Regions from separate parts of the Homo sapiens genome. Here region 1 is linked to region 2. Evidence: chromatin loops called from intact Hi-C (ENCODE). Cell type or tissue: heart left ventricle. All regions are shown on one strand. Each heading gives the region's core, and the rest is flanking DNA. Links, peaks and the distances in the headings are about the cores only.

Region 1 (2,898 bases), core at 182-2,681, 260 kb before region 2:
TCGGGTCGAGCGAGCGCTTGGGAAGCTGGCAGGAGAAAGAGGAGGACGCGCGACCGAATGCAGGTGTGCGCAAGGCAGGATGGGGTGGGGGCTCCAGGAGGCCTCTCCTGGGGAGTGACGGTTGCTGGGGCCTGCCTGGCCTGCCCTGGCGCTGCCTCCTGACTCAGTCCTGCCTTTCCCCGCGGCAGCCGCGCCCGCCCTGGGCCCCGTGGGCCTGGAGAGCGACTTGAGCAAGGTCCGGCACAAGCTCCGCAAGTTCCTCCAGAGGCGGCCCACACTGCAGTCGCTGCGGGAGAAGGGCTACATCAAAGGTACCCGAGGCCTGCGGGGGGCGGGGACCCGGGACCGGGACGGGGCGCAGGCTGGGCAGGAGCTGATGAGCCTCTGCCCTAGACCAGGTGTTCGGCTGCGCGCTGGCCGCGCTGTGTGAGCGCGAGAGGAGCCGGGTGCCACGCTTCGTGCAGCAGTGCATCCGCGCCGTCGAGGCCCGCGGTACGTGCGCTGCGGGGGTGAGGGCGGCAGGCATTGGGGTGCCCGCAGGCCTCCTGCCAGGACCGCAGGCTGGAGACCCCTGGATGGACGCAGGGTCCAGGGGGAAAGTACGGGAGGCCCCGAGTGGGAGTCATAGCAGGGACCCGTAGCCCCACCCTATCCCCATCCCTGAACCCGGGATCAGCGCCTCCCTCTGGCCCAGGGCTGGACATCGACGGGCTGTACCGCATCAGTGGAAACCTGGCCACCATCCAGAAGCTACGCTATAAGGTGGACCACGGTGAGGCCCGTCCCCAACCCCTGCCCCAGGGCCTGAAGGCGCAAGGGGTACTGATTTCCCTTCCGTCCTCCTCCCTTCCTCCGCCACAGATGAGCGCCTTGACCTGGATGACGGGCGCTGGGAGGACGTCCACGTTATCACCGGAGCCCTGAAGCTCTTCTTTCGGGAGCTGCCCGAGCCCCTCTTCCCCTTCTCGCACTTCCGCCAGTTCATTGCGGCCATCAGTGAGCACCTGGGGCAGGTGGGGCGGATGGGGTAGGGGCGTGGCGGGGCACCCCTTTAGCAGGCTCCCCTCGCCCAGCCGATACCCCCTACCTCCCGTTCCGACTCCCTCCCTCTAAACCTTCCCTCACCCAGAGTTGCAGGACCAGGCCCGGCGCAGCCGCTGTGTGCGTGACTTGGTGCGCTCGCTGCCCGCTCCCAACCACGACACTCTGCGGATGCTCTTCCAGCACCTCTGCCGGTGAGCCGGGCGGCCCGCGCGGGAAGGGGGAGGCAGGTCCCGGCTGAAGCCCCCAGCGCCTCCCCGCAGTTCGCAGTTCGGAGCCCTGAACCCACCCACCCCTGCCACAGGGTGATCGAGCACGGCGAGCAGAACCGCATGTCGGTGCAGAGCGTGGCCATTGTGTTCGGGCCCACGCTGCTGCGGCCCGAGGTGGAAGAGACCAGCATGCCCATGACCATGGTGTTCCAGAACCAGGTGGTGGAGCTCATCCTGCAGCAGTGCGCGGACATCTTCCCGCCGCACTGACTGCTGGCCTGTGACTGGGGCGGCGGCCGCGGTCCTGCCACACAAGCTGGGCGGCGGAGGCCACGCAGCCGGGCCTTCTTCTCTCTGGGACCCTCCGCCAGCGCATAGCCGCAGGCCGGTGTGACTTCTGCACCCTCGGTTCTGAGGGTACGGTGACCCCTAGTGGGCAGTTTGCAAAATGTGATTCCTTCTTCCCAACTCCCCATCCCCCCTTCCCTTCCCGTCACGTCCTGTTTGGGGGTTAATTCGGTTTTTTCTCTGTTGCATCGCGCCTACTGTGCGTGTGCGATAGCGTGTGTGGGGGTGAGAGTTTGTTTTCTGGAATGGTAGGTGCTGGGAGGAGGAGTTTGATGGAGGGCTTCCTGGCTGCTTCTGGCCCTCACCTCGTGGAGGCCTTCACAGAGACCCTGTGGGCCCTGGCCCTGTGCTGGCACTGTGCCAGTCATGAGGCAGCTCTGATCACTTCCCCACTGTGGAAACAGGACTGACCCAGCCTTCAGTGTGGGCTGCTGAAGCTATCCTCCTCAGGCCTCAGGGATGACCTCCTGCCTGAGCCTCTCACAGGCTGGCTGTGGGCCAGTTTCATCTGCTTTCCTGTTGGGGGTCCCGGGCCTCTGCTGTCCTTGACCCACTGGTGTTCTGTGCAAGGCTTCTTCCCATTCACCAAGTGCACACCTTGCATCTGCCGCTCGGCATGCACCAGTTCCACACACCATCCCATTTTACAGACAAGGACGCTGAGGCCTGCAGCAGCAGTGTGACTTGCTCAAGGTCCAGTGAGTGACCTCATTCCCCAGAAAAGGCTCCTCCCACACCAGAGTACAGCCTGGGTAGGGGGAAAATCAGTTCTTTCAGCTACCACCCATCCAACCTTTGGGCCTATGTGAAAAGAAAGGAACTAAGCTGGGTGTGTTCTGTCTGGACCTGGGGAGGCCCCTGAAGGCAAAGAGGGAAACTGTCCCAGCTGTTCTGTCCTAGGGGAGGGGGACATAGCCCTAGCAGGAGCTCCCAGCCCCTCTTGGCACTCTGACACACAAGTACACCCATCTGGGGCCCGCTTTGCCACGAAGAGCTGGGCAGGCCTGCAGGGTGTGGGGAAGGAGGACACAACCTCAAGAAAGGAAGCGTGAACCCCAGGGAACAGCGGGTCCCTTCCCTCCTCAGACACAAGCCACCTCAGCTTGTGGCTCTTGGCCCCCAGCCCCACCAACCCACCTGTTCATTTATTCAACAGACAATGACAGCTGATATTTATTGGACATTTGCACCATGCCAAGCATTCGGCTTGGATTATCCCATTTGTTTCTCACAGCCGGTATTTATTGTCTGCTCCTCTGTGCCAGGTGCTGTGCTCTGGGCAGGGGCACTGCATGGG
Region 2 (2,898 bases), core at 107-2,606:
CTCCCTGCTCATCTTGCCCAGACTGTTCCAGGCGTCCCTGGGGGCAGAGGGCTGTGAGAGGGCTGCTTGACAGCTGAGGCTTGTCTGCCCAGCCAGCAGGGAGCTCACCACTTATATCGTCCAATGGGGTCCCAGAACCCGGGCCGGGGGACCAGGCAGGGCCCCATGGTGGCCTGCTTGTAGTAACTGTAGAATCGCAGCATCTCTTCATAGGAGGGGCGGTAAGAACCTGGGCAGAGAGTTGGGAAGCCAGGGCAAAGCATCACTCCCAGCTCCAAGGGGCGGAGGGGCGGGAGAACCCTGCTTGGAAAGGGCAGAGGTGGTGATGGGTCCCACCCAGGGCATCTGGACTAGGATAGGAAGCGGAGGGAACCCCCAGGACAGCCCAGGCAGGGGCTTGTCTGCAAAAACTGCAGTGATCAGGACCATTCTTTCTTCAGAGTCAGACCCCAGGCGTCCTGAATGCGAGTCCAAATGCGAGTCCCCGCAGCCTCACCGTTCTTGGGCAGGTTCTGGATGACGCTCACTGCAGCCTGGAACTGTTTCTGGCAGTCGGGCTCTGGGCTTTCTTTCTCGGTGCCCATGCTGCTGCGAGCCCTGGGGCCCTACTTTTGAGCGACTCTGCAAGAAGCAGCCTTCGTGTGAGGGGGCCTCCAGGGTCCCCCCGGCACCATAAGCCAAGGATTCACTTCCCAGAGGGGCAAACTAAGCTCTTTAGAGGCCTCAGACACCCTGGGAGGTCAGAAGTTGTGGTTGAGGAGCCTCCTTTTCCTACCTCAAGGCAGTGTGGTGGGGTCAGGGTCGCCAGGTGGCGAGGCAGGTGGCGAGGGCCTCAGTGCCAGATGTGTCCGTCCCCAGATGCGCCTCCTTTAGGTGCACATCTCCAACTCCCGAACAGGTGGAGAAACAAGATAGGAGTACTCAGGGCGGGGCGAACAGTCTCCCACCCTGGCCGCCTGCACCTTGGCCCAGCGTGTGCCCCGCGGCGCCCACTGCCAGGACACCTGGGTCCTCTCTCGCCACCACCCCGCGGCTTCCTACTGACCCCGGGGTCCAGCAGGGCCGGGATGGCGACGCAGATCGAGGGGGGGAATTTAGGCCAATGAGAGAGCCTGTTTCACATTCGGCTTACCTACCTCAACCATTCAGCACAGCTCTTTCAAGATCATGCAAATAGTTTCTCAGAGCCTTTCCCAATCAGGCGGGGCTTAATCGAAGGGTCGGACTTCCCAGCCCGGGATGGCCAAGGCGGGCGGCAGCGCCCCCTGGTGCACATAGTGAAAGGTCGTGGCGTCCTAGCGCCCCCTGGTGGAAATCCGCATCTGTTCGCTGATATCCAGGCCTGGCCGATCCGAGGCAACCCACTCAGCTCTCTAGACACTTAGGCACTGGGGATTAAAAAAAGTCATGTCCTGTGGTCAGGTGTTCTAGAGGAAGGACATCACAGCTCAGTTTTGGAAGATGGTCGGGCACGGTGGCTCATGCCTGTAATCCCAGAACTTTGGGAGGCCAAGGCGGGCGGATCACCTGAGGTCAGGAGTTCGAGACCAGCCGGGCCAACATAGTGAAACCCCATCTCTACTAAAAATACACAAATTAGCCGGGCGTGGTGGCGCGCGCCTGTAATCCCAGCTACACGGGAGGCTGAGGCAGGAGAATCGCTTGAACCCGGGAGGTGGAGATTGCAGTGAGCCAAGATTGCCCCACTGCACTCCAGCCTGGGCGAGAGTGAGACTCCATCTCAAAAAAAAAAAAAGAGTAAGCAAAATGGACATCGCAGAATGATGGTTACCAGAGGCTGGGAAGGGTACTGGGGAGGGGGGGAAATGGGTACAAAAATACAGTTAGAATGAATGAGATCCAGTGTTCGGTAGCACAATACAACGATTATAGTTACCAATAATTTATTGTATCTTTTTATTTTGTTTATTTTATTTTATTTATTTATTTTTTTGAGACGGAGTCTCACTCTCTCCCGGGCTGGAGTGCAGTGGCGTGATCTCGGCTCACTGCAATCTCCGCCTCCCGGGTTCACGCCATTCTCCTGCCTCAGCCTCCCGAGCAACTGGGATTACAGGCGCTCGCCACCACGCCCAGCTAATTTTTTGTATTTTTTAGTAGAGACGGGGTTTCACCATATTAGCCAGGATGGTCTCGATCTCCTGACCTCGTGATCCGCCGACCTCGGCCTCCCAAAGTGTTGGGATTACAGGCGTGAGCCACCGCGCCCGGCCTATTGTATCTTTTTAAATTAATTATTTTAAAAACAATTTTTGTAGAGGCAGAAGTCTCATTATGTTGCCCAGGCTGGTCTTCATTCAATACCTGGCCTCAAGTGATCATCCCACCTCTGCCTCCCAAAGTGCTGGGATTACAGGCGTGAGCCACCGCATCCGGCCAATTTATTGTATATTTCAAAATAACTGGGCGGGAAGTGGTGGCTCAGGCCTGTAGTCCCAACACTTTGGGAGGCCAAGGCAAGAGAATTGCTTTGAGGCTGCAGTGAGCTATGATCATGCCACTGCACTCCACCCTGGGCAACCAAGTAGTGAGACCTTGTCTCTAATAAACAAATAAAATACAAATACAAATAACTAAAAGCGGAATTGGAATGTTCCTAATACAAAGGAATGATAAATGCTTGAGGTGATGGTTACTTCAATTACCTTGATTTGATCATTACACATTTTATACCTGTATCAAAACATTACATGCCTCTCCATAATTCTCTGCAACTATTAAGTGTCCATAACAATTAAAAGAAATGTAGACTTAGCCTATCCAACAACAAGAATAACAAAAGGGTAAACCAGGAGAATAAGGAAGGTTGTTTCTGGAGGAAGGAACGGCAGGATCAAAAGCACAAAGGCGAATACGATAATCAAGAAGAAAATTCAG

Evidence for each region. Hi-C counts contacts between places; a loop is a spot of excess contacts. Peaks named below come from ENCODE experiments on the same cell type or tissue, not always from the same donor. Only the 100,000 strongest peaks of a DNase experiment are listed, where the experiment ranks them.
Region 1: a loop joins it to region 2, with 2.1 times the contacts of the local background. A loop is called at or near these places in 21 of 110 quality-filtered maps.

Annotation. Positions count from the first base shown.
Region 1 is chr17:45,394,081-45,396,978 of GRCh38, reverse strand. ARHGAP27 (Rho GTPase activating protein 27) reads left to right here. Exons shown (of 20, transcript NM_001282290.2): 14 at 1-63; 15 at 189-311; 16 at 394-492; 17 at 695-772; 18 at 862-996; 19 at 1,130-1,235; 20 at 1,346-2,898. The coding sequence ends at 1,523. Among named protein-coding and RNA genes, the nearest start is that of ARHGAP27, 37 kb to the left of the region's middle. RefSeq lists a silencer at 1,070-1,227 and an enhancer at 1,859-2,518. In heart left ventricle, for the core only: a CTCF peak has its summit at 1,664 (motif pointing left); DNase peaks (open chromatin) are centred at 708, 1,313 and 1,628; H3K4me3 peaks cover 989 bases.
Region 2 is chr17:45,133,831-45,136,728 of GRCh38, reverse strand. It overlaps ACBD4 (acyl-CoA binding domain containing 4), which reads right to left and starts at 1,042. Exons shown (of 10, transcript NM_001135705.3): 1 at 776-1,042; 2 at 497-621; 3 at 109-229; 4 at 1-37. The coding sequence starts at 584. In heart left ventricle, for the core only: CTCF peaks have their summits at 1,067 and 1,287 (motif pointing left); a DNase peak (open chromatin) is centred at 1,258; H3K4me3 peaks cover 1,082 bases; H3K27ac peaks cover 555 bases.